Linked DNA regions of Homo sapiens: regions 2, 3, 4, 5 and 6 are each linked to region 1. A link is a contact called in ENCODE Hi-C or POLR2A ChIA-PET data. All regions are on one chromosome and are shown on one strand. The core of a region is the stretch at or near the end of the contact, and the rest is flanking DNA. Distances in the headings are between cores, read along the strand shown.

What was found. A loop is a pair of places that touch in the nucleus more often than their neighbours do. ChIA-PET counts read pairs that join two places held with the same protein, here RNA polymerase II (POLR2A). Pooled maps may share reads with other maps.
Region 2: a map of B cell shows a loop between it and region 1 (10-fold over the local background). The contact joins the promoter of MSI2 here to the promoter of TRIM37 in region 1. A Hi-C loop is called at or near these places in 2 of 168 maps with a recorded cell type or tissue (B cell and CD4-positive, alpha-beta memory T cell) and 8 of 50 pooled maps. POLR2A ChIA-PET finds 5 or more read pairs at or near these places in 1 of 52 experiments (activated T-cell).
Region 3: a loop to region 1 is called in a map of CD4-positive, alpha-beta T cell, with 10 times the contacts of the local background. The contact joins the promoter of PPM1D here to the promoter of TRIM37 in region 1. A Hi-C loop is called at or near these places in 4 of 168 maps with a recorded cell type or tissue (CD4-positive, alpha-beta T cell, CD8-positive, alpha-beta T cell and naive thymus-derived CD4-positive, alpha-beta T cell) and 11 of 50 pooled maps.
Region 4: a loop to region 1 is called in a map of CD4-positive, alpha-beta memory T cell, with 16 times the contacts of the local background. The contact joins the promoter of MRPS23 here to the promoter of TRIM37 in region 1. A Hi-C loop is called at or near these places in 1 of 168 maps with a recorded cell type or tissue (CD4-positive, alpha-beta memory T cell), 2 of 37 single-sample maps with no recorded cell type and 9 of 50 pooled maps. POLR2A ChIA-PET finds 5 or more read pairs at or near these places in 1 of 52 experiments (T-cell).
Region 5: a loop to region 1 is called in a map of B cell, with 7 times the contacts of the local background. The contact joins the promoter of SRSF1 here to the promoter of TRIM37 in region 1. A Hi-C loop is called at or near these places in 3 of 168 maps with a recorded cell type or tissue (B cell and naive thymus-derived CD4-positive, alpha-beta T cell), 3 of 37 single-sample maps with no recorded cell type and 12 of 50 pooled maps.
Region 6: a map of tibial artery shows a loop between it and region 1 (16-fold over the local background). The contact joins the promoter of DYNLL2 here to the promoter of TRIM37 in region 1. A Hi-C loop is called at or near these places in 2 of 168 maps with a recorded cell type or tissue (CD8-positive, alpha-beta T cell and tibial artery) and 13 of 50 pooled maps.

Annotation. Positions count from the first base shown.
Region 1 is chr17:59,104,589-59,109,175 of GRCh38, reverse strand. It overlaps TRIM37 (tripartite motif containing 37), which reads left to right and starts at 2,296. Exons shown (of 24, transcript NM_015294.6): 1 at 2,296-2,735. The coding sequence starts at 2,715. LOC124904039 (a long non-coding RNA gene) reads right to left here and starts at 2,080. Exons shown (of 2, transcript XR_007065864.1): 1 at 1,585-2,080. RefSeq lists enhancers at 1,773-1,852, 1,893-1,942, 2,313-2,412, 1,889-2,548, 2,503-2,632 and 2 more and a silencer at 2,073-2,182.
Region 2 is chr17:57,255,273-57,259,859 of GRCh38, reverse strand. It overlaps MSI2 (musashi RNA binding protein 2), which reads right to left and starts at 3,337. Exons shown (of 14, transcript NM_138962.4): 1 at 3,056-3,337; 2 at 2,722-2,762; 3 at 2,313-2,394; 4 at 1,506-1,590. The coding sequence starts at 3,117. It overlaps LOC101927510 (a long non-coding RNA gene), which reads left to right and starts at 2,864. Exons shown (of 3, transcript XR_007065860.1): 1 at 2,864-2,918. RefSeq lists enhancers at 1-98, 1,085-1,174 and a silencer at 3,153-3,782.
Region 3 is chr17:60,598,026-60,602,612 of GRCh38, reverse strand. PPM1D (protein phosphatase, Mg2+/Mn2+ dependent 1D) reads right to left here and starts at 2,420. Exons shown (of 6, transcript NM_003620.4): 1 at 1,727-2,420. The coding sequence starts at 2,198. RefSeq lists enhancers at 2,301-2,350, 1,511-2,498, 2,499-3,487.
Region 4 is chr17:57,847,491-57,852,077 of GRCh38, reverse strand. It overlaps MRPS23 (mitochondrial ribosomal protein S23), which reads left to right and starts at 2,034. Exons shown (of 5, transcript NM_016070.4): 1 at 2,034-2,111; 2 at 2,668-2,838. The coding sequence starts at 2,068. RefSeq lists enhancers at 1,539-2,048, 1,724-2,053.
Region 5 is chr17:58,005,232-58,009,818 of GRCh38, reverse strand. SRSF1 (serine and arginine rich splicing factor 1) reads left to right here and starts at 2,573. Exons shown (of 4, transcript NM_006924.5): 1 at 2,573-2,875; 2 at 3,292-3,476; 3 at 3,846-4,018; 4 at 4,219-4,587. The coding sequence starts at 2,682. The coding sequence ends at 4,413. RefSeq lists enhancers at 2,222-2,271, 2,220-2,938, 3,062-3,111, 3,382-3,431, 3,763-4,587.
Region 6 is chr17:58,080,851-58,085,437 of GRCh38, reverse strand. It overlaps DYNLL2 (dynein light chain LC8-type 2), which reads right to left and starts at 2,019. Exons shown (of 3, transcript NM_080677.3): 1 at 1,755-2,019. DYNLL2-DT (DYNLL2 divergent transcript) reads left to right here and starts at 2,234. Exons shown (of 3, transcript NR_110809.1): 1 at 2,234-2,722; 2 at 2,822-4,587. RefSeq lists silencers at 1,230-1,359, 1,400-1,819, 1,860-1,919, 1,930-2,279 and an enhancer at 1,996-2,290.

The DNA.
Region 1 (4,587 bases), core at 1,047-3,546:
CACCAACCCCTGCTAATTTTTGTATATTTTGTAGGACTTGGTTTCATTATGTTGCCCAGGCTGGTCTCCAACTCCTGGGCTCAAGAGATCTGCCAGCCTCAGCTTCCCAAAGTCCTGGGATACATGAGCCACTGTGCCCGGTCTTCAATTCTAATATATTTTTGTTATGTCACACATCCACCCTTCTTTTTAACAGCTGTAATCCATTATATGGCTATACCATACTTTTTTTTTTTTTTTAATTTTAGACAGGATCTGGCTGTGTTGCCCAGGCTGGAGTGCAGTGGTGTGATCTTGGATCACTGCAGCCTCAAATTCCTGGGCTCAAGTGATCCTTCCATCTCAGCCTCCAGAGTAGCTGGGACCACAGGTGTGCACCACCATGCCCAGCTAGATATATAGTCATTTTTATCAGTTCCTTAGTGATAGACATTTAAGCTCTATAACAGCAAGTTATACAAATAATATAACAAGTAAGTTGTATAACAGCAAGTTATTTAAGGATATGTATGAAGTTAGGAGATTTTTCTTGTGGGGAGGGCAGCAAGGTCAGCCTTTAAGGGATTCTGATGGAGCAGACCGTTGGCTCTCAAACCCCAGGGCTTGGCAAACGATGTGAGTTTAGCATCTTGCCAACTAAATTATTTATTTTGCTCAAGTTATCCTTTTTGCTTGCAACCAACGGCCTCTAATCAGCTGTACAGGTTTCTAATTGTTCGCTATTATGAATTGGTGCAATAAGTCCTTCGACATTCTTAGGTTCTTCGGCAAACATACAAGAATCTTAACTATTTATCATGTAAGTATTGCAATTTGTCTTATTTGTCTTCTGTACTGCTCCTTGAGAGCAAGGGCCACTTCTCATTACTCTGAATCCCAAGTACAGCATTGCATTTTTTTTTTTTTTTTTTTTGAGACGGAGTTTCACTCTTGTTGCCCAGGTTGGAGTGCAATGGCGCGATCTCGGCTCACCGCAACCTCCGCCTCCTGGGTTCGAGCGATTCTTCTGCCTCAGCCTCCCCAGTAGCTGGGATTACAGGCATGCGCCACCACGCCCGGCTAATTTTGTATTTTTAGTAGAGACGGGGTTTCTCCATGTTGGTCAGGCTGGTCTCGAACTCCCGACCTCAGGTGATTCGCCAGCCTCGGCCTCCCAAAGTGCTGGGATTACAGGTGTGAGCCACCACGCCAGGCCTAGCACTGCATTCTATAAATAATTCTTTTAAGTAAAATTCTCATAATATTAACCATCAACCATTTAAAAATGTACAACTGAGGCCATTTTCGTAAAAATAGCTCCATGTAGGTCAAAGACCACAAATAATTCTTACTGAAAGAATTTTTCAGTCTCAGATTAATCTTTCTAAATTATATCTTGTTCATGACCCAAGTAGTTAAAAAAAATTGTTGCTACCCACCACCTATAAGCCTAAATGCCTGATATTCAAGAACTTATTTCTAGATTATTAGTGATTCTCTACATGTGCACTCTAGGTCGGTTAAGTATAATTAGTTGTTTGCAATAAATACAGGAAAAATTAAATTCAAATTACGAATTTGATATGCCCTCTTTGTCTCACAAACCTTCAATTCTTGCAATCTTTACACATCTGGCAGGAAACTGTAGAAAGCAGATCCCATTTATAGGAAAGATGAATATCGCTGATACCCTTTCAATAGTCCCACGGCGACAACTTAGGCGGCAAGAATGAAGTGTGGGATGTGGGAACGAAGACTTCACAGTGTGTGGTCCCGTCCTCTCACCACCGTAATGAGAAATGACACCTCAGTTTGGAGCCTTCTAACTCGATTAGCTTTGGTAGGTGGAACGCAAGTCCTACAAACCTTAGACTGTTCCTTCCAGAGAGAACCACTAACCATGAACCTTCTGCACCAGGGTTTCTCAAAGTGCGGGCCACAGACCACCTGCTGCCGAATCACACGATGCTGGGTGAAAACGCGGATGGCCTGGGCCCCACCCTGGAATCTCAGAGTCCGAATACTTAACTACGGGTGTGGCTCTGAAGTCTGCGCTTTCCACCAGTACGCCAGGTGGCTCCGTCTTTGGCGCGCAAGTTTGAGAGCCGTGGGGCCCCGCCCTCCGCCAAGGTGGGCGTGGGTGGCGTAGCAGAGCCCCAAGCTCAGGCCGCCTGCGCAGGCTAGGGCCGGAGGCACGCAACCCTGAGGCAGCGAGTCGCCAAGTCTCGTATGCGCCCCGCAACGCGGGAACTAGGCGATCGCTCCACGCTCCTCCCCTCCTTTCCCCTCCCACAGCGTCCTGCGCGCATGCGCTTCGCAGCTTCTCTCGCCGCCGCGCCCCCAGCTGCTCTGGTTACGGTTGGTGTTTGCGAATTCTCTGCGGCACCTTCTTCGCTGAACTCCACCGTCAGTTCCATAGGCGCGCGCCCGCGTCACGTGGGCCGAGGTTCCGGCGCGGCTGCTGGCCGGCGGCTGAGCCGGGAGAAAGGAGCTGCGGCCACCGTTCGCCCTACTTCTGCGCCTCGGGGCGGGCGCGCCGGTAAAAATGGCGAAATGGGGGTAGGCGGCGCTGGACCTGAAGAGATGGGGCGCGCAGGTGGGGCGGTTGTCAGAGCCCCCTGACGTGGGCGCCGGGCTTTTATCGGCGATTTGATCTGGCGACCTCGGGCCGGCGCCTAAGAGGTCAGACTGCGGAGCCTGCGGGTCGCCAGCGGCCCCGCCGAGAGCCGGAGGCAATGGATGAACAGAGCGTGGAGGTGAGGGGGTTGTGAGGGTGGTGGTTAGTCCCCGCCCCCACCCGATGAGCGGTTTTTATTCGGGGAGTCGTGCCCATGTCCTCCCTCCAGTAGGGCACCCCTACCCCGCCCCTGCCGCTGTGGAGAGGGCTGGCCCGGTACCAAGGATGCCGTGCCCATTCTGCAGCGCTCCGGGTGTCTTGTGCTCACTGTTCCGCAGTCAGGTGGTGCGTATCCTGGAGTTTTCAAGGATGTCTTGGCACAGGTACTCATCCCCACCGGGTGTTTGCAAACAGCATCCTTTTCCGACCAAAACTGCAGATTCATCAGATGGATGTACCCTGCCACTCGCCACCAGTCCTTGCGAGTTCTTGAGCTGATCTAAATCTCCTTCCAAATGGATAGTCATCTTTCCCTCTCAGTGGCACATTTTGCAGGCTTCTGCCCTTCCTTCCTAGATTGAATCAGCATATATTATCTCATGTGTAGTTTCCAGAACAAACTCTTCTTTTTATAACTGATTCTTGTAAGCTGTGAGTTAAAATAGTTGGGATATGTAGGATATGTAAGTAAAGGCTAGGAATATATTTTAAAAGATTGTTTATTGAACATAATTGTGTAATCATTATCAAATTTTGAACCTTTCAGATACTGAAATAGGAAATCCTTGCTTTTTAGTAAGGGGTAACTATGTTATGGATATTCCACTTGAAACTAGTCATTCAGTAGTCTTATTGTCCACCCCGTTGCAGGTTACAGAATCTGCATCTCCCAGGTTCTTTCTGGCCCTACAGAGTCATGATGAGATTAATGAGTAATTTTCTCCTTAATTCCTCATATAAAGTATTATAAAGGTTTTGTAAACTTATCTTGGTTTTAGGAGGGTTTAATTCTAGAATGGAGTGAAAGTAAATGTCAGTAATATAAAAACAAAGTATACAATACAATAAGTATACGTTTAATTGTATCCTTTTTCTTGTTAAAAACTTTTCAGTTACTTCCTAAATTGATTAAATTGAGGCTTGCAAACATAATACTGTTTCTTGTATTTACATATTTTTGTTGTTGTTGTTCCCAAGATCGCTTTGAACTACCGTCAACATTTTCAATTGGGGCAGAATCTCAGGTTCAAATAAGTAGCTAGTCTGTTGTAACATCAGGGCAGCAATTCAGATTTCTGGATTCTGAATTCATTTTTTTCTGGGTCACAGTACACTGCCTTTAGGATGTGTCTTTTTAAACTTCTTTTTCCTCTAAATTATAAAATCAGTTTATACCTTTTGGGGAAATTGCAGAAAAAGTTAAAAGTTCATGTTGTGTATTCAGTCATATAGTCTGCCTTTTTTCCTTTTTTCTTTTTTTTTTTTTTTGAGACAGAATCTCACTCTGTCACCCAGGCTAGAGTGCAGTGGCACCCTCTTGGCTCACTGCAACCTCCGCCTCCTAGGTTCAAGCAATTCTTCTGCCTTAGCCTCCTGTGTAGCTGGGATTACAGGTGCACACCACCACGCCTGGCTAATTTTTGTATTTTTAGTAGAGACGGGGTTTAACCATTTTGGCCAGGTTGGTCTCGAACTCCCGACCTCGAGTGATCCACCTGCCTCAGCCTCCCAAAGTGCTAGGATTACAGTAATGAACCATCATGCCTGGGCCTTTTTTCCCTGCTGTTATACATTATATGCATTTTTCTATATCATTAGATGAAGAAGTATTTCTGGTGACTGTAATCTATGTGTAACTGCCATAATTTACTTAATATTTGGACATTTGGGCTGTACCTAGATTCTTGCCATTATAATTACTGCTTTAGTGAAAATTTTTCTGCATGTCTGTGTTTGCATTTCCTATATTTTCCTTAGAATAGAATCATCGT
Region 2 (4,587 bases), core at 2,088-4,587, 1.9 Mb after region 1:
CCCACCAGCCACCACAGAAACCAAATACTGTTTCTCCCACCCAGGTAGCAAGAGGGGGTGGATGATAAATTCCCAAATTTGCCTTGAAAAGATTTTCCTCTTTAATTTCACTAGCTTTTTGAAATGGCTAGCCACGAAATCAAGGAGAGAAAAATTTTTCAGACATCTGTTATCATCCTACAAATCATTTCTGAAATTAAATTATCTAAAAGTACAAAAGGCTGGGCTGCATGCAAGCTATGACAAGTCCAGGACAATTAATAAAGCAACTAAGAGTGTAGGTGGGTTTCTTTCTTAGGAGAAGGCACGCATTCCTGATCTCTTTGATCAGAGAAAGAGGGTGAATTTGCAAAATCAATTCAAGTGCACCGAAGGTTGCCAGGTTTCTTTATTTGCTTTCCTTCTCTTCCATTCAATGTTAAAGCCAAAAGGGGCTTGAAAGATCACCTTGGTCCACTTATTTTACAGAAGAGGAAATTGAGACCCAGAGGTAGGGAATGTCTTGCTCACTTTCATAAGAGGCGGATGGAAGTAGAGCCCCATTTCTGGCCTTGTCCCACTACCCCATCACAGAGGAGTGAAGTTCCATGCAACCCAGCACTACAGCCCAATGTCATCTTAAGGCCTCTGTTTGGGGCAGATATATATTAATAAAAACCGTGGGGAAACTCTGGTAGACATAAAGGGAAGGGAGGAGAGGCAGGAAGCCCACACAGGGGCTAAATAAAACACTGCACACTCCCCCTCCCATTAAATGTATTGTTATATACAGACACTCTTTCTTCCCTTCCCCTTCTGACCTCTGCCTGGAGACTCTTCCCCCTTCTACTCTGGATTTTTAAAACTTGTGATGTATAAAAGTACCCATACTCAAATGAAAGGATCTGAGAAAGAAAAGGAAGGAAAAAAAAATCACTTTGAAACCCCCAGGCCTTATCAGCCTTAGATTTCATGCCATCTGGAGTCACCCCAGTGGATGCCCAGCTCAGCTCCGCCAGCGTCCCCTTCCCTTCCCAAAGCACATTCCAAATCCCAAGTGCCCCAAGAGAAACCTGTTGCCTGGACCTGTAATTAGCGCCCTCTCCCCTCCTTCCCACTGCTGTCCCCCTTGGCCACAAAGCAGGCTGTGCCTTCTCAAAGCTGATCCCCACAGCCACAGTTGGTAACGCGTGCTGTGCTTGGCTGACAAAGAAAAGTTGCATTTGCTCTCTGGTGGAGTTTCTCTGCACAGTCCCCAGGCCGGGAAGGCAGACTCTCCAGGAGCCGAACCCTCTCCTCCCCAAGCCTAACCTTGGCAGCCTCTGAAGCTGCAATGGGACAGGCTCTAAAAAGAAAACCCCAAAGCCAGCCACAGCAGCAAACTTTTGAGCCAACTCGCTAGCTCAGTTTAAAACTACCCAGTTCTAGCACAGAAGCAAAAGAAGGCACTGTCCCTTTAAATGGGGCTGTCAATGCCCAGATCGTTCCTGAAAAGGGGCGAACAACAACAACAAAAAGCAACCTACCGTCTTGGAATCTAACTCATGGTGGGGCTGACCTAATACTTTATCTACACTTGCTGGGTCTGCGAACGTGACGAAACCGAAGCCTCTGAAAGGAGACAAAGAGGGAGAAAAACAAACAAGAAAATGTGACACCATTGAAAGCAACCAGGAGTGAGACCTAAGGCTGAATGAGGAGCAAAAGTTGCCCCCCACGCACCCCCACCTCCCACTCCCCTCCTCCAATTCCCCTCCTGCCTACAGCCCTCCACCTCGCAAGAAAAAACATCAAGGTTAACGGGGGAAGTGGAACGGGGGCAGGGAGGGTGGAGGTAACTTGGAAAATGCTGGTGCCTCCACTCTTTGGCCACCTCAGTTTCCTCTCCTCCTCCCCTTCCCTTTCTTAACGCTTTGTTTTATTCCGAAGAAAGCCCGGCACTTAGAAGAGATTTACCACCATCTTTCTAAGAGGGATCTTAAGAGTTTGGGGAGCTGGGAGTGTGGGGGAAACACACATTAAGATCAAAAGAAAAAAAAAAACTATGCGAAAGTAAATGAAGCTGAATGTCATTTTAAACAGAGAAAAAGAAGCGACGGGAAAATGACTTAAAAGCAGAGAGATGGGTATCTCTGTATCCAGAGTTCAGCTCCAATTAACAATAACCTCTGGGGTTACTAGGGGGCGGTGGGGGTGGTATAGAGCGCCGTTCGAGATCAGCCACGCGCCTGAGCCCCATTCTAATCCGCTTAGCTACTTCCGAAGACACCTCCAAAAATAAAACTTAAACTTTGTTCTAAAATAAAGACAAAATCCAGAAGGGAATGGTTTACCTGGAGCGTTTCGTAGTGGGATCTCTCATGACCATACATTCTCTAATTTCTCCAAATTTGCTAAAATAGTCTCTAAGGCTATCTGTAGAGAGAGAAAGAGAGAGATGGGGGGGGGAGAGAAGGTGTGGAAAAAAAAAGCAATGCAAATTTTGATCAAGGACAAAATCCAAAAGTAGTTTTCTGTTGTTATTCTGTTTTGTTTTTGCATTTTTTGCACACGCGGGGGAAATTCGGCAACAGAGGTCGCATAGAGGGCTCAGAAAGGATTTGCTATTTAAAAAAAATAACCTTGCACAGGAGAAGTGGGGAGCCAATGGCGGGGGGGGGGGGGCTCCTACACCGGGATAACAAAGAGCAATAAAGAAGCCAAGAAGGGGGGGACCCAGGCGTCCCCCCCTCCCTCCCTTACCTGGTGAGGTCTGCCAGCTCAGTCCACCGATAAACATTTTACTAGAGGGAGAAAACATAACAGAAGTGAGCACCGATGTCAGATCGGCCATTTTGACGTGTAACTTACAAAAGCTAAAAGGAAAGCGGGGGGGAGCGAGCGAGCGAGAGCCGGGAGGTGGGGTGGGGGAGAAGGTGACGGCGAAATGCAATCCAAAGGTGTGTAACTTCCACGGGGGGGGCGCGCGGGAGAGGCGGGGGGGCGCGGGAGATGCCCGGCTCCGCGCACCGCCGTCCCCGCCGCTGCAAGGAGAGCGAGCCCAAGGCGGCGCGGTGGGCAGCGGCTGGAAACTTACCCGGGGTCGTGCTGGGAGTCGTTGGCGCTGCCCGAGGTGCCTTGGCTCCCATTTGCCTCCATATCTGAGCCCCCCCGCCCCCCCACCCCCAAAAAACCAAGCCCCACAGCGATCGGAGCGGAGCGGCGGCCGGCTCCGAGCCCCGAGATCTCCGCTCCCTCCTCCCCCTCCTCCTCCCCCCCGCCCGGGCTCCTCCGAATCTCTCTGCGAGCGGCGGAGCCGGGGCAGCGGCGAGAGCCGTCACACGTGGGCTCGGCTTAGCTCAGCCCCGCTGCCTCGCACACCCCCCCGTCCCCGCCCCCCCGGCCCATCCCCACCTCTCCCCCTCCTCCTCCCCACCCCCATCTCCTCCTCCTCCTCCCCCTCCTCCCCGGCGCACGTGGGGCGGAGTTCTAGAACGTCGTGTAACCAATGCCGGTGACGTCACGCACCCCCGTGCGGCCCCCGCCTGCCCGCGCGCGCACACTCGGCCCCCCACGGCCGGACCCACAAGGGTGGCGCGCGAACCCCGCGGGCGGAGGGGACCCCGCCTCCGGGCCGGCAGGGCGCAGGGCGAGGGGGAGCGCACCCCGACTTCCCTGGATCACATGGGCTGCGGGGGGCGGGTGGATCGGGGGAGGGGAGGCGCGGGGAGCTTGCTGCGGCTCCTCACCCGGACCTGGGAGAAGACGCCCCCCACCCTCTCTAGTTCGCCCTCTCCATTCAAGTTTGCCGGCCCCTGCCGCCGAGATCCGGGAATGGCACCAGCCGCCCGCCCTCCGCTGTGCCCTGTTTCCAGCCACCGCTCAGAAATTTAGGTCAAGGACGTCGGGAGCAAACCCACACCCTGGCGCTCCTTTGGCGGCCCCCGAGACGCCCCAGGATCGGGGGGCTTCAGGATGGCGGAGACCCTCCTGCACAAACACCAGCCACAAGTTTTATTTTCCTTTTGCGCTGGAAGTTCTCTCTGGCTCTGGCTCCACACCGGCACGTCTTGCGCGGTTCCCCGCCCTTCCCCAGTAGAGGTACCAATCCGTGCCCGGGAAAGGTTATTTTGGAACTTTGAGAAACTGACGCGATTCCAGTGGCGAGAAAGTGCCGAAGAAAGGGTTTCCGCGTTAATCATACAGTGTTTTAAAAATGTAATAAGATAGGTTATAGGAGTCAAGGTCACATGATTGAGGTTCAAAGCAAATGTTTGTATATAACGAGAAGTACTTTTGGGGTGTCTCTGGGATGGATGGGAAGGGTGGTTATTTCAGGAAACCCCTGTGTAATCCGTTCGTTATATATTTTATTTCTCACCCAGCCTTTGTATGCCAGGATAGTAAAGTGCATGATACTGAAATAGCCCAAGACCCCTCACGACCTGCAGAGGTAGCTAGGGTGGCAGAAGGCTTCAGAATCACTCCCACCTTAGCAGCAGTAGTATTGTGCAGCACGGGTTCTGGCATACAGTAGGTGCTTAATAAATGCGGTTTCATACCTTCATGCACTGAAAACTCCAAAAAGACAATGTCTGTAGCCTTCCAAAGGCATCGCATGAAAGTTTC
Region 3 (4,587 bases), core at 1,171-3,670, 1.5 Mb before region 1:
CCCTGCTTTATTAAAAAATGTTCCTGAAGGTCCGGCAGGGTAGCTCACGCCTGTAATTCCAGCACTTTCGGAGGCCGAGGAGGAAGGATCGCTTGAGCCCAGGATCGCTTGTTGCCCAGCCTGGGCAACAAAGTAAGGCGGCCCACACCCGTCCCCCGCCCCTGCCCGTCTCTTAAAAAAAAAAAAATTTAATACTAATGTAACGGAGTTTATACCTTAAAGATTTTTTATCCTTAAAGTTCAAACATATGGCAAATTCATGTTACTCCAAGTATACTGCAAAATAAACAGCACTCTAAATAGTTCTGTGCCTAGTCTTCCTCTCTTGTGCTGCTGTCGACTTCTCGTTGCCCTGCAGTCAATGATATCACATATTTCTACAATACACTACAGTGCTTTCAGCTCTACGGTGCCTACACAAAAACAAAATAAATCCATAAAGAGGGGCCCCTGGGATGGATGGGAAACGCCTCCAACAAGCCTAGTGGCTGGTTTTTGAGTCAATCAACTAACTCTTGGCAGAAAGCCAAGCAAATGGAAAACAGACTTTGAAACCGGCTAATCTACAACTCTATGACAATACCTTTCTAAAAATGTTCTGTATTTGCTAAATCTAACTCTTTTCTCTATGTCTCTATCCCTCTGCTGAAAATAAAGCAACGTTATTATGCTGCCATAAACAAGGTTTTTTCCCACCACTGGAAGTATTGTCTTCTTTGCTCTAACAAAGATGCATGCCATTTATTCACTGCAATAGATAAGCAATTATAATGCTGTAAGATGATTCTGTAAATGTTGGGCACAGAAATCCTGCCTGCTTTACAAACATTTAAAAAAACTTAGATGAAACTACAACTACACCGAAATTTTTAGACATTTAAGACCTTTATTTCCTTCTAGCATACAGTAATTCCTTGCCTTTTCTTATTTTGATGGGCAGTTACAATTTATAAGTACTTTTTAAACTAGGAACAACCGGTTGGGAACTATCTGAAAGCAATCAGCTAAGGCAATTTCCAAAAAGAAAACCCAAGCAGAATCTAACGCACACCCTTAACACGGGGCCAGTTTTTAAGAGGTAACAACACGTTCCGCGTTTTTAGTTTTCATAAGCAGTACAGGTTTATGATCCTAAAAACATCTCACCATCATTACAACGGAATTCCTTCCAAAACTTTAAGTTGCCGGATGGTTACGTTTCAGCCCTTCTAAATTAGCTTACGCTTTACTCCAGCAACCAACCCCAGCAATCCCGGGTCAATCTGGAGAACTGACACCACCGGTAGGAGGCAACCGAGAGGGATAAGACTTTCAGGAGCAGAATTATGACAGATTCTCTAAGGAAACACTACAGTTTTTCCTTCGCCTGGCCCAGGTGCAACATCGATTTATCTTTTGGCCAAAATCTGGCGCCAGGTTTCAAACACGTTTCCTCTGGTTGCCACCAAAGTGAAGCAGGGAAGGGAGTGGACTGCTTCCCATTGATCCTTGGAGGATGGAAATAAAGCAAGAATAGGCTGCAGGGAGACGGCAATCCTATCTTCCCCAAGGCCGCTTGGTTTGCCCGGACCTCCACCCAGCAAAGCGCTATTACAGCTTTTAGTCACTTCCATCAGTGTATACTTTGGTTGCGCTCTGGGTGCCGGGGGCCCACGCGGGGCTGGTGCCATAAAAGCCCTGAACTGCCTGAAAAAGGGGCGGGCGCCAAACAAGCCAGGGAACTTACCCAGTTTCTTCCACATGGCAAGGTGACAAGCGAGAAAGCCTTTGCGGATGGCAGCGCAAACCTTAGCCGGCTCGGACGAGGTGAAACCCTTCTGCTTCTTGATGAAACCCCACAAGTGCTCCCGGGCAAACTGTGCCGCCTCCCGCCCGCCGTGCCCGTCGCACACGGCGAAAAAGGCCACGGAGGAACGGCGGCGGCAGCAGCGGCTAGGTGCCGGCGAGGCCCCGGCGTCCGGGAGAGGGTCGCGAGCCTCTCGGGCTGCCACCGCTGGGCCTTTCCCCGAGACTTCGCCGCCGGGAAGGGCGGCCGGCGACGGCCGCGGAGGCAACGGCTGAGACAGCGACCGCCGCGGCGAGGGCTTTTCTTCAGCCGTCGGTTCGGGCTCCACAACGATTTGAGTAACGTCCTCCATGTACTTCCTCCCGCCCTGGTCGGAGAAGACGCTCACTCCCAGCGAGTACAGCCCCGCCATGGCCGGCTGGCCGGGATCCCGCCGGTCCCACGCAGCCCGCCGAATCCGGCGGCGGGAGACACACTAGGCGCTCGCCGGCCAACTATTGTTTATCTTCGACGACGCCGAGAAGGGGGAGGGGGCGGACCCGGAGAAGGGGGGGCGCGCGATGTCTGGACTTGTCCGCGAGAGCTGGGCCGGAGCGCCGGAGCGAGCAGAGCCAGGCAGTTGCGCCTGCGCACTGCGCTTCCCCCCACCGCCCGCGCCCACCACACAAATCAGGCGTTCTCCCCCGCTGACGTCACTCGGCTCTCTAAGCTCGACCAATCCGGAGTCGAGTGGAGCGAGCCCGCCCTCCGTCCCCGCCTTCGCTCCCGCCTGCGACGGCCGCGCTGCCTCCTCCCGCCGCTGGCGCTGGGCCCGCGCATCTCCTAGTTTGCTTCCCCTACGCCGCGGGCGTTTTCGCCCTCCGGGTTGTCGGCAGTTGTTGATCCTTTCCCGAGCGGCTTGGTCTGTGTAGGCTTTTGGCTCAGTCCAGCGTTCTTAATGCGGCCTGCTGGCCTTGGCGTCCCGCTGCTTGCTTTGCTAGGAAGGTGGTGTGGGCTCGGGCCCCCAGCGAGTGGAGAATGAAGGGAGAAGAGTTCACCCTCCTCCTAAGCGAAATGGCGGGAAACCTCCCTTCCAAAGGGCGATTGTGAGCTGGCCGGAACAAGTGCTGCACCCTTGAGCTGGATCTGGGTGGGACGTATTCGACTGGGAATGGAGGAGGGAGGGAGTCCAGTTCTGTTGTTTAAAAAGCACTTAGGAAATTTCCACCGTCAGCTGCACAGTCTCGGTTCACATAACTAGGTATGTCAGAGACGTAAGAGGGCTGTATTCTAACGAATTCCTAGGCAGATCTTTTCAGCTTTTGTTAAAGGTAGTGCTCGTTCCGACCAGCTCTGGATACAGCATTTTATTCCTGCGGTATCACTTCAAGTTATCACTTGAAAATAACTGACAAACACTGCCAAGAGCCCCAGTGCTCTAACGGTTTGGTGATCGTCCCCTCTCTTCACCGAGTCGGTCACAATCCCAACGCTAAAACCTTTGCACGGATTTTCATGGAGTTAAGCCGCAGAGCGAGGAATACACTAGTATTTGCTCAGTAGCATACGTTTTGTAGTTGAATCACTTTAAAGTTCACTTTTCCCGTTTTTGGCCATTTCTTCATCAATCTGTACTTTCCTGTAAAACCTTTGAGATTTTCAAATGGCCTAAAAACAGTATGGAAACGGGAATGGGGGGAATGTACATACAGTTGGCACAAGAAATAAAAATAGAAAAAATCTTTATATCAATAAAAATATAAATAAGCAAAATCAGCTCAAGAAAATGTAGAAAATCTGAATAGATCAACTAAGTAAAAATAAATACAATTGAAGATATTCATTACCCCAAAAAGCACTAGACCAGATGGTTCCAGGGCATGGAAACGCTTGAAAAAAAAAATCCCAGCTTGTTTGGAGAGGTAATCATAACCCTGTTAGTAAAACCTAAGCATTATGAACACTAAAAGGAAACCTACAGACCCTGTTTTGTAACGATGAATACAAAAATCCTAAATGAAATATTAGCATTGTAATTAGGGAGCAGCCTCCATATCACAAGAACGGTTTGTGTAGCTCTATATTATTCATCTTACCGTTCACCACGTTTGACCCAAGAGATTACCAAAAGATAATTCCATCATGCTTTATAATCCTTTCCACCTCAATCACAACCAGTAGGATCTGCGTCATCCGTTTATTGCTCTAGTATCTCCATGCTACTCTCTGCTTCAATTACTCTGATTCCATATCCCACTCTTCACCAAATATCCTAACCATTTCACTTCACACTTTTGATTTCAACATCTGCCATCAACCACTTCCCCTTTATTCTTAGCCTCTTCTGTAAATGTTCCCATCAACTTCCCATTCCAACTGAAACCCGGTTTATCACTTAGCAAAACTACCTCCCTTGCAACTTTTCAAGTACAGGAGGTTATTTTTCCTCTCATAGGTATTCTTATCTGTGGCCTATTCCTCATATTACCTCCAAACCACTTCTCTTCCTTCCTCCCTCAGAAACTCAAGTGCTTTTAAAATTTATGCAGACTGCTGCTACTCTGAGATGCTGTCAGCTACTGATCCCTGGTATCTCCCCATCATTTTTCATAGCCCACCGTCTTTGTTTCTTCCACTATTCGTGTCACTTCTCATCCACTTTATTTTTCAAGATACTATCCATATCTTCCATACTGTCTCCTTTTCAAGAGTTTTACTGCTCCAACAATTATCCTCCTTGCTCCTGCCTCATCAATCTCTCCTTTCTCTCTGTCTTTCTAAATGTTAAAGACGGGGTCTATGATGCCCAGGCTGGGGTGCAG
Region 4 (4,587 bases), core at 785-3,284, 1.3 Mb after region 1:
CTCCTTGATCTTGGAATAAACCCTTTAACTCTTTAGCTGCAGTGACTGCACTAACCTACAGTAGCAGTTCCTGGTGGGAGAAGAGAAGTGTGCCTGTAATCTGGGCTGGCAGATAGTGCTTGCTGGCTGGGACAGAATTAGAAAGTTGTTATGAGGCCTGGGAAGACTATATTTAGCTGGGAGCATGTTTACTCTCCCCAGAGCAAGGTCTTTTAGACCTCCTGAGGGCTGGGATACTAGAGCCTTTACACCTGGCCTGGGGCCAGAGCTGTGCTCTCTCTTCTCTGTTCCAGAGGGTCTGGAGGCAGCAGTGAAATCCACCTCAGGTTAGCCCTGGGCCTCAAATCACTGGATCCCTGGCGTGCGTGTGTGTGTGTGTGTGTGTGTGTGTGTGTGTGTGTGTTGTGGGGGGGGCGGGTGGGGAGCGGCGTTCTGCTGGACTCTTGAGCCTACCAGCCTCGAGCTTTAGGCATAGCTTAGGCGGCATTGTGAGGCACTGGAAAGGGCCCTGGCTGCCCCACCCCCCCAAGGCTGGCTCTATCAGTTGCTTATCAGACAAGTTATGTAACTTCCTGAGGCCTTGCTTTCTCATCTATAATGAGGATGTTAATAGCTACCTTATGGGAAGGTATGTGGATTCAGTAAGATAACACACACAAGCAGTAACTACTCATCAAACAGTCCCGTCCTCCCCTTCACCAGCCTCAGAGTGGGAGGACTCTAGGATGACTTGACTAGGCTCCCAGGAGACATTGTGTGTGATTCAAAACATTCATTGGATTAAAAGTTCAAATATGAATACAATCTCTTTACAAGTCAAACTCTGAAGCATGTGTAAAGGAAGAAAAAATTCTCCCTTGCCTGCCTGCAGTTTCACTCCGAGATATCCAATGTTCACAGCCTTGGGTGTCCTTCTGCAGAATTTCTATCCTCAAACACAAACATATATAGAGGTGTTTCTTTTTCCTTTTTTTTTTCTAACACGTTGAGATTCCACTAAACATGTTTCTTTGCAACTTCGTTTTTCATTTAAACATAAGTCATGTACCTTAACCTTGGTAAATACATGTGGATCTAGCTCATTCATTTTAATAGCTGCATAGGGTTCCAAAGAAAGTATGAACAATAATTTTCCAGCTATTTCTCATCTGATGGATTTTTTTTCCCACTACAAACAATGCTGCAACGATGATCCTTGCACAAACATCCTCATGAATTGATGCTTTAATTTCTAAGGGGTTCTTTCCCCGAAATATGATTACTGGGTCAAAGGGTATGCTACACACAGTTTATATTTTTTTACAGTTTAACACTGAGAGATGACTTTCTCCAGATTTTTTCGTTTCCCTCTCGGCGTCTGTTTGTTCCGGACACTTTCACTTTTCGAGTTCCAAGGAGGAGGTAGCCCGCGACACCGGCCGCGGGAAACACGAGTTGCAGCCAGCATCCTAGTTAGCGTGGATGCAGGTGGCACTCCGGGGACGAGGGGCTTAGTGGGGAGCACTACACAGCCAGAGGCGGAGGCCCGAGATCTAGCACGACGCTGGGCAAGTGACGGCCCCTCCCCGGCCTTGGTTTTCTTCTGCGTAGTCTGTGACTCTAAACAACATTAGGCTCAGCCTGGGCCTAGAGCTGGTGACCTCAAATCTCGGCCTTTGTTGGCTCCCCTAGGACTGTAGGCTGCGCTTCACCCCTGCTCTGCCCCACTACTTCTCCTCCGCGCGGCCCCACCTTTTCAGAGGAGTTGGCTCAACAAGGCGAGAGAGAGTAAAGCAACCATCATGATGAATCCCTCCCACAGCTCGGTCATTTATTACTTCTGTCCGGCTTTGGCTCGCTCCTGCCCTTTTGGCTCGGCTATCGAGTGCTCCTGCCTGAACCTGGCAAGTAACCTCGGAGCGCGCCCGTTCGGCCTATCACTTGCTTCTGCCTGCGCCGCTCTCCCGCAGGGGCTGCGGTGAAAGCCCAGCGATCCTTGGCTCGGCCAGCAACTTATGCGCCCTTTACCTGGAGCAGCCGCTTCCGGTTCCGGTAGCAGCTAGTCACGCTCGGTACCAGGCGCAGATCATGGCAGGCAGCCGGCTGGAAACCGTAGGGAGCATCTTCTCTCGGTGTGTGCTCCCAGCCGTGGTGGGCTGAGGGTGCCTCCCCCAGGCTGGGGTTCTCAGCCGGTCACGCTCTTCCTTGGAGCGGACCTGAGCAGGGCGAGGCGTATTGCAGGGTGCGGGGGCTGAGCTGGGTGAGGCCCTCTCATGTTTTCTCCTGGCTCCGAATAGTTGTGCCTGAGGATGCCTCTCCTTGAATTTATGTGTCATGTTAAAGATTATTGCAGCTGCCTCTCCCCGAGTGGAGGTCTCTAGGAAGAGGAAGGGAGGAAGAGCCTGATGGGCCTTCCTTATCAGGTCATGCAAGACCGCTCTTTGCATTTTTCCGTGACCGAACGTGGGTGGGACGCACAAAAGAAGATAGAGGGATTTAACTCTCCTGAGCGTTGTTAAGTTTGGTTTGGGATGTGGACAGATCTTCTCTGTAGGTGGGGAGCAGTCCTTCCCCGTTCTGTGTTGCAGACCGCATAATACCTTTAATGTCCCAAACTGTGCTAGACTGATTCAGGGGCTTTGGCAGGCTACTGCAAGTGACCCAGTTTCGTTCTGTTCCCTCCCTAAGGACTCGGGACCTGGTTCGGGCCGGGGTGCTGAAGGAGAAGCCCCTGTGGTTTGACGTATATGACGCCTTTCCCCCGCTGAGGGAGCCCGTCTTCCAAAGGCCTCGAGTGCGATATGGCAAAGCCAAAGCTCCCATCCAAGACATCTGGTACCACGAGGATCGGATTAGAGCGTGAGTGCTCAGCCCTGTAGTGGACAGGAGGCAACAGAACTTCAGAAGGGAAGGTTTCGGTAGCAGTCTGGGAATTCAAACATGAAATTGAGTCAGGGGTTTGCCCTGTGGAGAAGGCTTATCTAGCCAAATTAGGGAGGCAGCACCCCTTCCTCATAGTGAAACTGAAGTTCTGAAAAGTGGAATCTGGAGCCCAGCAACCGAAAGATCATTGCAATTATAGCCGCATGTTTCTGGGCATCTGCTTTGGGCCAGGCACTGTACTAAGCTCTTTGCAAGCATTATCTCATTCTCTAAAGGCCTTACTCTAACTTGTAAGGAAGGCATTCTTGTTTCCATTTTATTCAAGGAGACTGCGAAGCTCAAGGAAATTAGCTAACTTCTTGTAATTACTAAATATATAGGAGGGTGGCAGATCTGGGAATCACATCTCTGACTCCAAGCTTATGGTGATCATTATGCCGGCCTTCTCCACGAGTGGAGATAGGAGGAACGTGGTCTGTGGATCTAGTAGTCCGGCTCTTTGAAGCCACTCAGATGAAAGGATGCTTGAAAGTCTAAGAGAGGCCGGGTGCGGTGGCTCACGCCTGTAATCCCAACACTTTGGGAGGCCAAGGCGGGCGGATCACCTGAAGTCAGGAGTTCGAGACCAGTCAGACCAACATGGTGAAACCCCGTCTCTACTAAAAATACAAAAATTAGCCGGGCATGGTGGTGGGTGCTTGTAGTCCCAGCTACTCGGAAGGCTGAGACAGGAGAATTGCTTGAACCTGGGAGGTGGAGGTTGCAGTGAGCCGAGATCCCACCACTGCACTCCAGCCTGGGCGACAGAGAGAGACAATCACTAGGAATTTGAAGGAAAATCATGTGTTCTTTATTTTTTTTTAGCATCCCTTTTCTCTTTTTTTTTCTTTTTCTTAAGCTCAGTGGCAAGAATACTTCCTCTTTTATTATAAAAGCAACACATGCTACTTGTAGAAAATTTAGATACACAAAGAAAGCATAAAAAGAAATCACAGGCTGGATGTGGTGGCTTGTGCCTGTAATCCTAGTGCTTTGGGAGGCATAAGGGAGGATAGCTTGTGCCCAGGAGTTTGAGACCACCCTGGGCAACATAGCAGGACTTGTCTCTACCAAAAAAAAAGTAGTTGTCTTAGTTTACACTCTGATTAGCAGTTTCTGAGAGTTCTTACTTTATCCTTGTCAGTATTGATAATGATTATTTAAGAATTTTTTTTTTCTGGGCCAGGCACGGTGGCCCACGCCTGTAATCCTGGCACTTTGGGAGGCTGAGGTGGGCAGATTGCCTGAGCTCAGGAGTTCGAGACCACCTTGGGCAATATGGTGAAACCCTGTCTTGACTAAAATACCAAAAATTAGCCGGGCTTGGTGGTGGGCACCTGTAGTCCCAGCTACTTTGGATGCTGAGGTGGGAGAATCGCTTGAAACTAGAAGGTGGAGGTTGCAGTGAGCTGAGAGTGCACCACTGCACTCCAGCCTGGGCAACAGAGGGAGACCCTGTCTCCAAAAAAAAAAAAAGTTTTGTTTTTTTCTGATCTAAGTATTTTTTTTTTTTTCGAGATGGAGTCTCACTCTGTCTCCCAGGCTGGAGTGCAGTGGCGCAATCTCGGCTCACTGCAAACTCTGCCTTCCGGGTTCATGCCATTCTCCTGCCTCAGCCTCCTGAGTAGCTGGGACTACAGGCGCCCACCACCACAGCTGGCTAATTTTTTGTATTTTTAGTAGAGA
Region 5 (4,587 bases), core at 1,324-3,823, 1.1 Mb after region 1:
AAAAAAAAAAAAATATATATATATATATATATATATATACACACACACACACAAACACACATCTATATATATACTTAAAGGATGGTCTGAAGAATAGGCAATCTATCCTTCCCTTGACAAATTTCAGAAGTTCTTTTTCCTTTTGGGATCTATGGACTCCTTTAAGAAGTTGATTAAAATTCCAAATCCTCTTCCCAGAAAAAAGTACACACATGCATATAATTTTGTACATGCACACATGCATATAATTTTCGAAAATATTACAGAAAGCTCAAGGATTACCAAAGGTCATCTGTAGATATACCGAGGATCTACGGCCACAAGACCAAGCATCCCTGCTCATTTCAAATTGAATTTGTATTTTGGGGTCACCGAGAAACATTTGTAAAATATATTTCATCAGCTTTTAGAATTAAGAAAACATGTCCTTCTCCTGAATGACCTATTTACTTTTATCCCAAAGGCACTTTGGATTTTGAATACACAATACTTCTGTACCCTTCTTTACCGTGACTTCTGGGAAGACTAAAGTAAAATTTGCAATCTATCTCAACAAATTCAACGGGCTTTCACTGCAGGCATTTTGTATAGTAATTTATGCGTATTTCATTTAATCCACCCCTCATTTTCCCATTCCTCTGATTTCTTACTCTAGCATTTTTTTTGTGTGTGTGTGAGATGGAGTCTTGTTCTGTCACCCAGGCTGGAGTGCAGTGGCGTGATTTCCGCTCACTGCAGCCTCCACCTCCTAAGGGTTCAAGAGATTGTCCTGTCTCACCCTACCGAGTAGCTGGGATTACAGGCACGCGCCACCATACCCAGCTAATGTTTTGTATTTTTAGAAGATACGGGTTTCGACATGTTGGTCTCCGACTCCTGACCTCAGGTGATCCGCCCGCCTCGGCCTCCCAAAGTGCTGGGATTACAGGAGTGAGCCACCACGCCCAGCCTCATCTAGTTTTCATGTTTTATGGTATCTCTGTAAGTTGCCTCACATCCTTGCGGAAAGGGACTACTGTAAATAAATAACATGAAGAAAATTATCCCTTAAATTCAGTGTGTAGATCTGTTATGGCAAATTTATGACTGCAGGGTTTGATTTTAATTTGTTGTTGTTTCCCCCTCCTTTTTTTTTTTTTTGGAGGAGTCTCACTCTGTAGCCCAGGCTGCAGTGCAATGGCGCCATCTCAGCTCACTGCAACCTCCGCCTCCAGGGTTCTAGCGATTCTCCTGCCTCAGCCTCCCGCGTAGAGTGGATTACAGGCGCCTGCCACCAAGCCCGGCTAATTTTTTGTTTTTTCAGTAGAGACGGGATTTCACCATGTTGGCCAGGCTGGTCTCGAATTCCTGACCTCAAGTGATCCAACCGCCTCGGCCTCCCAAAGTGCTGGCGTGAGCCACCGCGCCCAGCCTGATTTGAATTTTAATTCATTAGCGACGTTTAAAAATCCCAGGATTTCACATAAAAATCCAGATTTCAGACGTCGAAAAAAAATGTAAAATGTTATCTCCCAATGCCGCAGGCAAACAGGATCACAGTCCTGAATAGCAACCGCGGTATCTAGTGGTTACGGTTCTCACATCCATTTTGCTCCATTTTATTACCTGAGAGGACCGGTATTTTCAAAACCTGGTGTATCAGTAACTTTTAGGGAAAACTTTTGAAAAAAGGACTGCACACACGCACCCTTTCTTCCTTCTCGTTCTTTGAAAGGAAACAACAGAAACGATTCATTCTGCAGGCATTCTGCGCTAGTCCCACGGACAGGCGACTAACAAGAGATAAAAAGGTGTGGGTCCCATAGGCGGTACGGTGTTACCCCTTCTGGTTGGCGGGTACCACGTTGCCGGTCGGGATACGGACCCACTGCGACTAGCACTAGGAGTGCTGACCCGAGCTATGCAAAGTTCTGACGAGAAGGCGGAACGGTACTTAATGAAGAGGATTAAGGAATCTAAATCGGTTTCGCTAAATTAGACACATCTGTCTAAGCAGCCACGGTCTATTCGCAGCAGGGGCGGGAAGACAAACCAACGCCCCAGCTCTCCGTTCAATCACCCGCAACTCAGCTCTGGATTAGACGCACCCTACGAAGATACCCGGGTTTCCGGAGCAACCGCCCGGGCCGTCCCCCTTTGGCCCCGCCTCCGAGACTCTTTCCCGCCAAAGGCCGTTATCGCCGCAGAGCATGGTGGGACAACGCTTTAGGCTAGGTTTCACCAAGTGCTTTGAAGGCGCCGAGTTGCTTTCAAAGATCCTCATTCCTGGAGAAATCGACCATCCTTCAAGACCCGACCTGGATGACTAGCTCCTTTAACGAAAGTTCGTTATTTAACTTTTACCAAACGGCTGGTCACTCTGTTCGCAAACCACCCCAAGCTGGGAACGCGGGGGACTTTTTTACCCCCTTCGTGGGGAGGGTGACGTCGCGCGTGCGTGCGCGTGCGCTGAACGTAGCCCTCGCAGCACCCGTTGCGCTCCCGCGCGTGCGTGTTGGGATCGAATCGCTGTTTCCTTCCGCTTCTCTTCCTCTGTCTCCCCCCCATATCCGTGCGCCGAGCTGATAAAGGCGCCATTTTGGAGGGGCCGCGGGAGACGTGGTGCCGCTGCGGGCTCGCTCTGCCGTGCGCTAGGCTTGGTGGGAAGGCCTGTTCTCGAGTCCGCGCTTTTCGTCACCGCCATGTCGGGAGGTGGTGTGATTCGTGGCCCCGCAGGGAACAACGATTGCCGCATCTACGTGGGTAACTTACCTCCAGACATCCGAACCAAGGACATTGAGGACGTGTTCTACAAATACGGCGCTATCCGCGACATCGACCTCAAGAATCGCCGCGGGGGACCGCCCTTCGCCTTCGTTGAGTTCGAGGACCCGCGGTGAGGCGGCATGGGGCTTGCAGCCTTGAGGAAATAGGTCCGAGTAGTTGGGGAAGGCTCCAAGGCCTTAACATAGAGAACGGGGAAGCGGGGGCTCTTAGAGAGGTTGGGGCGAGACTGTATCGCCCATGCAGGAGTCGAGTAAGGAGCTGAGTTGATGTGGCTTCTCTGGCGCCTCGCCTTGGACGTCCCCGGAGCCCATTCGCAGGCTGGAGCGGGAAACTGAGGCGCTGAGGGCTGGTGTAGTGGTTGGGAGCCTGGCGTGTTTCTGGGTGGGGGAGGGGCCATTCCTATTATGCGGCGCATGTGGGCTCTTCCACGTTGGGTGCGCATGTGCGGGGGGTTTGCTGGTTCCCAACTGAGCGAGCTTCTCCTCCTGGTGTTTCTCATCCCTTTTACTTTCTGCGATCCCGCAGAGACGCGGAAGACGCGGTGTATGGTCGCGACGGCTATGATTACGATGGGTACCGTCTGCGGGTGGAGTTTCCTCGAAGCGGCCGTGGAACAGGCCGAGGCGGCGGCGGGGGTGGAGGTGGCGGAGCTCCCCGAGGTCGCTATGGCCCCCCATCCAGGCGGTCTGAAAACAGAGTGGTTGTCTCTGGTGAGTGTACTGGTTGTGTGGATTGATGTGAAGGGACGAAAACTACCTAAAATTTTTCTCTTGCGTGACAGGTTTAATAATTGCAAATTTTTCATGCTAGGTCTTAAATTGCTTTAGTTTTTGGGTGAATTTAATAAACGAGGATTGCTGCTGTGGTGATTTACCAAATTAGGTTGCGGTACTAGATACGAAGATCGTTACAAATAATTTTGGACTCTGGATTCCAGAATCTTACCAGCTCTCTTTACCTGGTATCACTTAAGTACACCTATTAAGTACTTTAAAGTACTCTTTGTCCTAATGTACCTTACCAGCTTAACGTGAAATTTAAGATAATTGGTACTAAGAAAAAAAAAATCACTTTTTCAGGACTGCCTCCAAGTGGAAGTTGGCAGGATTTAAAGGATCACATGCGTGAAGCAGGTGATGTATGTTATGCTGATGTTTACCGAGATGGCACTGGTGTCGTGGAGTTTGTACGGAAAGAAGATATGACCTATGCAGTTCGAAAACTGGATAACACTAAGTTTAGATCTCATGAGGTAGGTTATACACGTATTCTTTTCTTTGACCAGAATTGGATACAGTGGTCTTAACAGTGGAATTTCAAGGTAAGGATTCAGGCAAGGTTGTCCAAGTAAATTGCCAGATTTCTGGTTTTAGTTACATTGTATTCATTCAGCATGTCTGAAGATAGATGAAAGCTTAGATCTTTCAATGGAAAGTTCTGTCTATCCAATAGGGAGAAACTGCCTACATCCGGGTTAAAGTTGATGGGCCCAGAAGTCCAAGTTATGGAAGATCTCGATCTCGAAGCCGTAGTCGTAGCAGAAGCCGTAGCAGAAGCAACAGCAGGAGTCGCAGTTACTCCCCAAGGAGAAGCAGAGGATCACCACGCTATTCTCCCCGTCATAGCAGATCTCGCTCTCGTACATAAGATGATTGGTGACACTTTTTGTAGAACCCATGTTGTATACAGTTTTCCTTTATTCAGTACAATCTTTTCATTTTTTAATTCAAACTGTTTTGTTCAGAATGGGCTAAAGTGTTGAATTGCATTCTTGTAATATCCCCTTGCTCCTAACATCTACATTCCCTTCGTGTCTTTGAT
Region 6 (4,587 bases), core at 770-3,269, 1.0 Mb after region 1:
ACAGGAGGCTGCCTGCTCAAGGACATATCCTTGGTATCATTCCAGGCCACCTTGATCTCGGAGTTCACAATAGCCTGTGGGCTAGATGGCTGAAAGGGAAAACAGAACTCACCACCACCATTTCAGCCTGCACCACATGCAGAGAATGCACACATGCCAGCTGCCAGCCAGGCAGCCCTTGACCGCATCCAAGGCCCCTTCATCTAGATAGCACTGCCAAACTAAGCAGGGCTGGTTCCACTTCGGCAGAAACTGGCAGAGCAAAGAGGTAGTAGACCAGCACCCTCTGCCCCCACATTCTGGAGAGGAAAAGTCAGAGCCTCAACTGGAGTCTGTGAGCACCATGTGGTGCTGAGGAAAGATTCGGAGAACCCTGTTCAAGGAATGACTAGTTACGTGACCTTGGGCAAATCAACATCTTCATTTTAAATACTAATGGTTGAAATGAGATAAATGGGGTAAACTCAAATGGGTCTGAGCAAAGGTACAACAGCAGCACAGGGAGAAAGGTTCTTACATTATAAGGCTCTGTATAAGTGAAGAAAAACTAGTGTCACCTGGTGGCCTATTCCAGGTTACCACTCAGAAGGGGGCACTGTTTACAAACCCAGGGGTGGGGGTGGGGCCTGGTTAGACAGCAAAGTGAAAGTATGAAATTGGCACCATTTTGCCTGCAAGCTCACCTGCTCCACTGCCTCATTCCCAAAGTCCAAAGGAGCAACTTTGTTACAGTAATTAAAAGCCACCTTACTCTCCAGGAAAGAGCCTGCGGTTACATAATATTGGTCTTACGACTACAATGGCCCCCCAGGCATCTGAGAGAGGTGAAGCCCAACCCCTACCACCCCTGTCCAAGGTGCCGGTAAGCAAAGCACAGGAAGGTGTCCAGCCTAGCCCCTCCCTCCTTGGGAAAAAGCAAGGGACCTGGGCCTCCAGATAGGAGGAAGATGGCCAGAGGGCCCCAGGCCAGCAGCCTCAGTCACGAGCCAAGGCTCCTGTGAAAAGCACAAAGGGCACCCCAGGACAGCTCCCATCCTCTATTCCTGGTTTTGCAACCAAAAAAAAAGGCTAAATCTCCGAATGACACGGACCACCATCCCCACCCGCCAATACACACACACTTCTACTTCCCTCTTCGGGCTCTCCAAGTGGGCCGTATCCCTCCACTATCCCATCCTCCAGAGCGCTGCGGTCCCGAAGGGCAGCACCTGGGGAACGAGGAAGCATCCTCCTTCCCCCCGACCTCCCGCCCGCGCCGCCGGCCAGGTCCGCAGGCCCCGGCCGGTCGGCCGCCCTCCCCCACCCGGCCTGGAACAGCGCCGGAGTGACTGGGCGTCCTCGCTGCAGGAAGGACGCCCCAGAGGGTGGCGGTGGCGGCAGGAGGAGCCGCGTCACGCCCGAGCCCTCTCCACCCCCTCTTCCCCGGCCCCTGACATCAGGGGCCTCCACGCAGCGCAGAGAGACTCCCGGGGGCGGGGGCAGCGGCAGCTCCGCAGCCCGGGCCTCCAGCAGCGCCACGAGGGTGGCCGGGGCAAAGGGTGGCGCAGCCCGGGCTGCGCCGAGAGGGAGGGGCGGCGGGGGCGCGCTGCGCTGCCCGGACCGTCAACGCCAAGGGCTGCGGGGCCAGCCCTGTTCCAGGCCTTGGGGCCGGCTAAGGAGGCCGCAGGGCCACCGCGGCGAGGGCCGGGTCGTGTAGAGTCGCACGCGACGGACACAGGCCCGCCACCCGGGGGACGCCCCCACCCACCGCTCACCTTCACGGAGGCGAGTCCGCACTGGGCCCTGGGGAGGAGCGATGGCCCGAGGCAGAGCACAGGCAGGGGCGGTGTTCCCTGGGCTCCTCCTGCAGCTGCAGCAGCCGCCGCCGCCGCGGTCTCCGGCTCCCGCAGCCCGAGGCCGATCGCTCCCTGCCGCGGTCCGCCCTTGGAGTTTCGCCGGCCGCCCGCGCTCCGCCTCACGCCGCCCGCCCGCCCGCCCGCTCCGCACTGGCGCCTCACAGCTCCGCTCCGCTCTGCCGCTGAGCGCGGCCGACGCGCGGCCCCCGCTGAAATAGTGCCCCGCCCCCGCCCCCCCGCCGCGCGCGCCGCCGTCCGCGCTCCCCATTGGCTGAGCCCGCCCGGCCCCGCACTGCGGGCTTCTCCCCGCGCCGCTCTCGCCCCACATCTTGTTTCCTCCCACAATGCCTCGGGGCGGAGGGAGGGGGTGGGGAGGAGGAGCTGGAGCGGGTGGGGGAGGGAGCCGTGGCCTTAAGAAAGGAGAGGAATGCGGACCCCTCCCCCCGGGGCTGGAGAGGCCAGGCCTGAAAAGGAATAAAGAGACATGGTCCTGAGAGAGGAGGAGAGGGAAGGGTGTGGAGACCCCCAGTCCCAAGGAGAAAAAAGGGAGAGGGGGATGGAGATTTCAGACCCAGGGAACAGATGGGGCTGAGGTAGAGACCCCAACCTTAGAGAGGGGAGGAGATGAAGTCACCAGCCTCAGAGGAAAAGACAGGACACTCCCTCCTCCCGTATCTGTGAGAAAGAGAGGGACAGCCAGCCCTATGGAGAGGGAGAGGCATAGGAGCCCCAGGACTCCCTCCCCTCACCTTCCGGGAAGGTCCCTTCTTCCTCCTTTGTTCTTTGAGGCTGAAGGACCTAAACTCCCAGCTGGGCCCCCAGCCGGTATTTGTCTACAGGAGCAATGGAGACAGAGCCGAAGCAAAATTGATGGGGATGTGTCTTTGGTACGCAGGCCTCTGCTGTCCTTGCACATTTATGGCCTTGGGGTCCTGGGATGGGGGTGAGAGTGAGCGATTTCTTGTCGTCTGTCCCTGCCTGTCCAGGTAGACAAGGTTGGAGGAGAGTGAATAGAAGCCCCCAGAGGTGGTGCCTGTCAGAGCTGTGAGGAGCCTTCAAAAACCACCCATCCACACCCCTCACTTTATAAAGGAGAGAATCCAAGTACAGAGAGCCCTGCCAGATCCCGCAGGTCAGGCTTGACTTGCTTCTAGCTGAAAAGAGGTGCACCCAGGAAGCAGCCCCTCTGGAGGCTCAAGAGACTACTTCTGGGAGAGTGGGTGTGAACGTGCGCGTTGGGAGCCTGCCTGCCCTCACTCCATCCCACTCCCAGGAAAGATCCTCAGGCCTGCGGTTTTCTTTCTGGTCTGTTTTATACAGAAGTGTCTACCTCAAGGGCTGACGAGCCTTTATTGGGAACCAAGCATTTTGGCCATACAGTAGGGATTAAGAAGCTGCCGGGGATAGCTCCCACTCCCATCTTTTCCCCTTCGCCTCTCCAAACCATGGTCAGGAAGTCAGACTTGCCCTGGCCCTGGCCTGCTCTGGTTTGAAGCATCAAAAGTTAGTGTTCGTTATGTGTCAGGGGAAACCTGGAAAAATCATTCCCTCTGGTTACTGCTTTCCACAGTTCTGTCCTCTAACAACCTCAGTTGGGGGATTTCAGAGACCAGTTAAGGCCTGGGGTATCCCCTCACACTAAGGGTTTTCTGATGTCAGTCTTTGTGTTCATGAATGGGAGGCGTGGCCTCTATGGGAGGAAGGGAGGGAGACGAGGAAGGATGATTTATACACTTAGGGCTTGTGCGGGGCTAATCGCCTGGACTGCCTGGAGAAAGCGAAGCTAGTACCCCCTTTCTCCAACAGTCCTTAGTTTCCAGGCCCTTCCAGGGCCTGAAGGTCAGATCTGCCACGTATGGTTGCACAGGTCATTCACTGCGCAAGAGTATCCAACCGATGGAGCAAGCGGGTGCTAAAATACAGCCGGCACACTGCTTGCTAGCCTGTGTGTCACGGTACAAGCCAGTGTCCAACCAGAAGATGACTTCTTTCAAGTGTTCCCAAGGGTTACTATGAGCTAGCAGTGGCCCTTCAAAGGCCATGCTGCCAGGGCATAAATCCTCCCTCTCCCTGCTCCCCTTCCCTGAAGTATAATAGGGATAAGAGCTTGCTCATTTCCAGGCTGTGGTGTGGTGGACAGAAGGGCACGAAGAACTTCAACTAACAGAAGTCAGAGCCACGGGTTTTCACTTTTAGGAAATGTGAATATCAGTGCTCTTGTGTGTGTGTGTGTGTGTGTCAAGGACTAAACTGTAGAATAACAGGGAGATGTGTTAATAGTATGGTTTATAAATAATAATAAGTAATCCTCATGAATCCCTTGCTCTATGTCAGGCTCTATTCTAAGTGTTTTAAATGCAATGCGTTCCATTTAATCCCAGAAGCTGCCTTTTGAAGTGCATATATGACTATCACCCTGTACAGATGAGCAAACTACAGTTTAGAGAAGTTCAGTAACTGACCCAAGATTATCCAGTTTGTCAGCGGCAGGATTCAACTCCAGATTGTTTCCACTGCCTACAATCTTAGCCATTATACTATACTGCATCCTAACAGAGAAAAGAGGAGAGAAAGTGTAAAACAGAGTTTGGCCCTCTATCTAAATTATACCAGTATTCCTTAAACTTATCTGACTCCAAAGCCCTTTTTTTAATCCAAACATTTATTAACATCTCCAGGAACTACTATTCCACAGGACACAGTTTGGGAAACTTGTGATATACTAATTACTGCTATTTGTGTAAAATGCTTA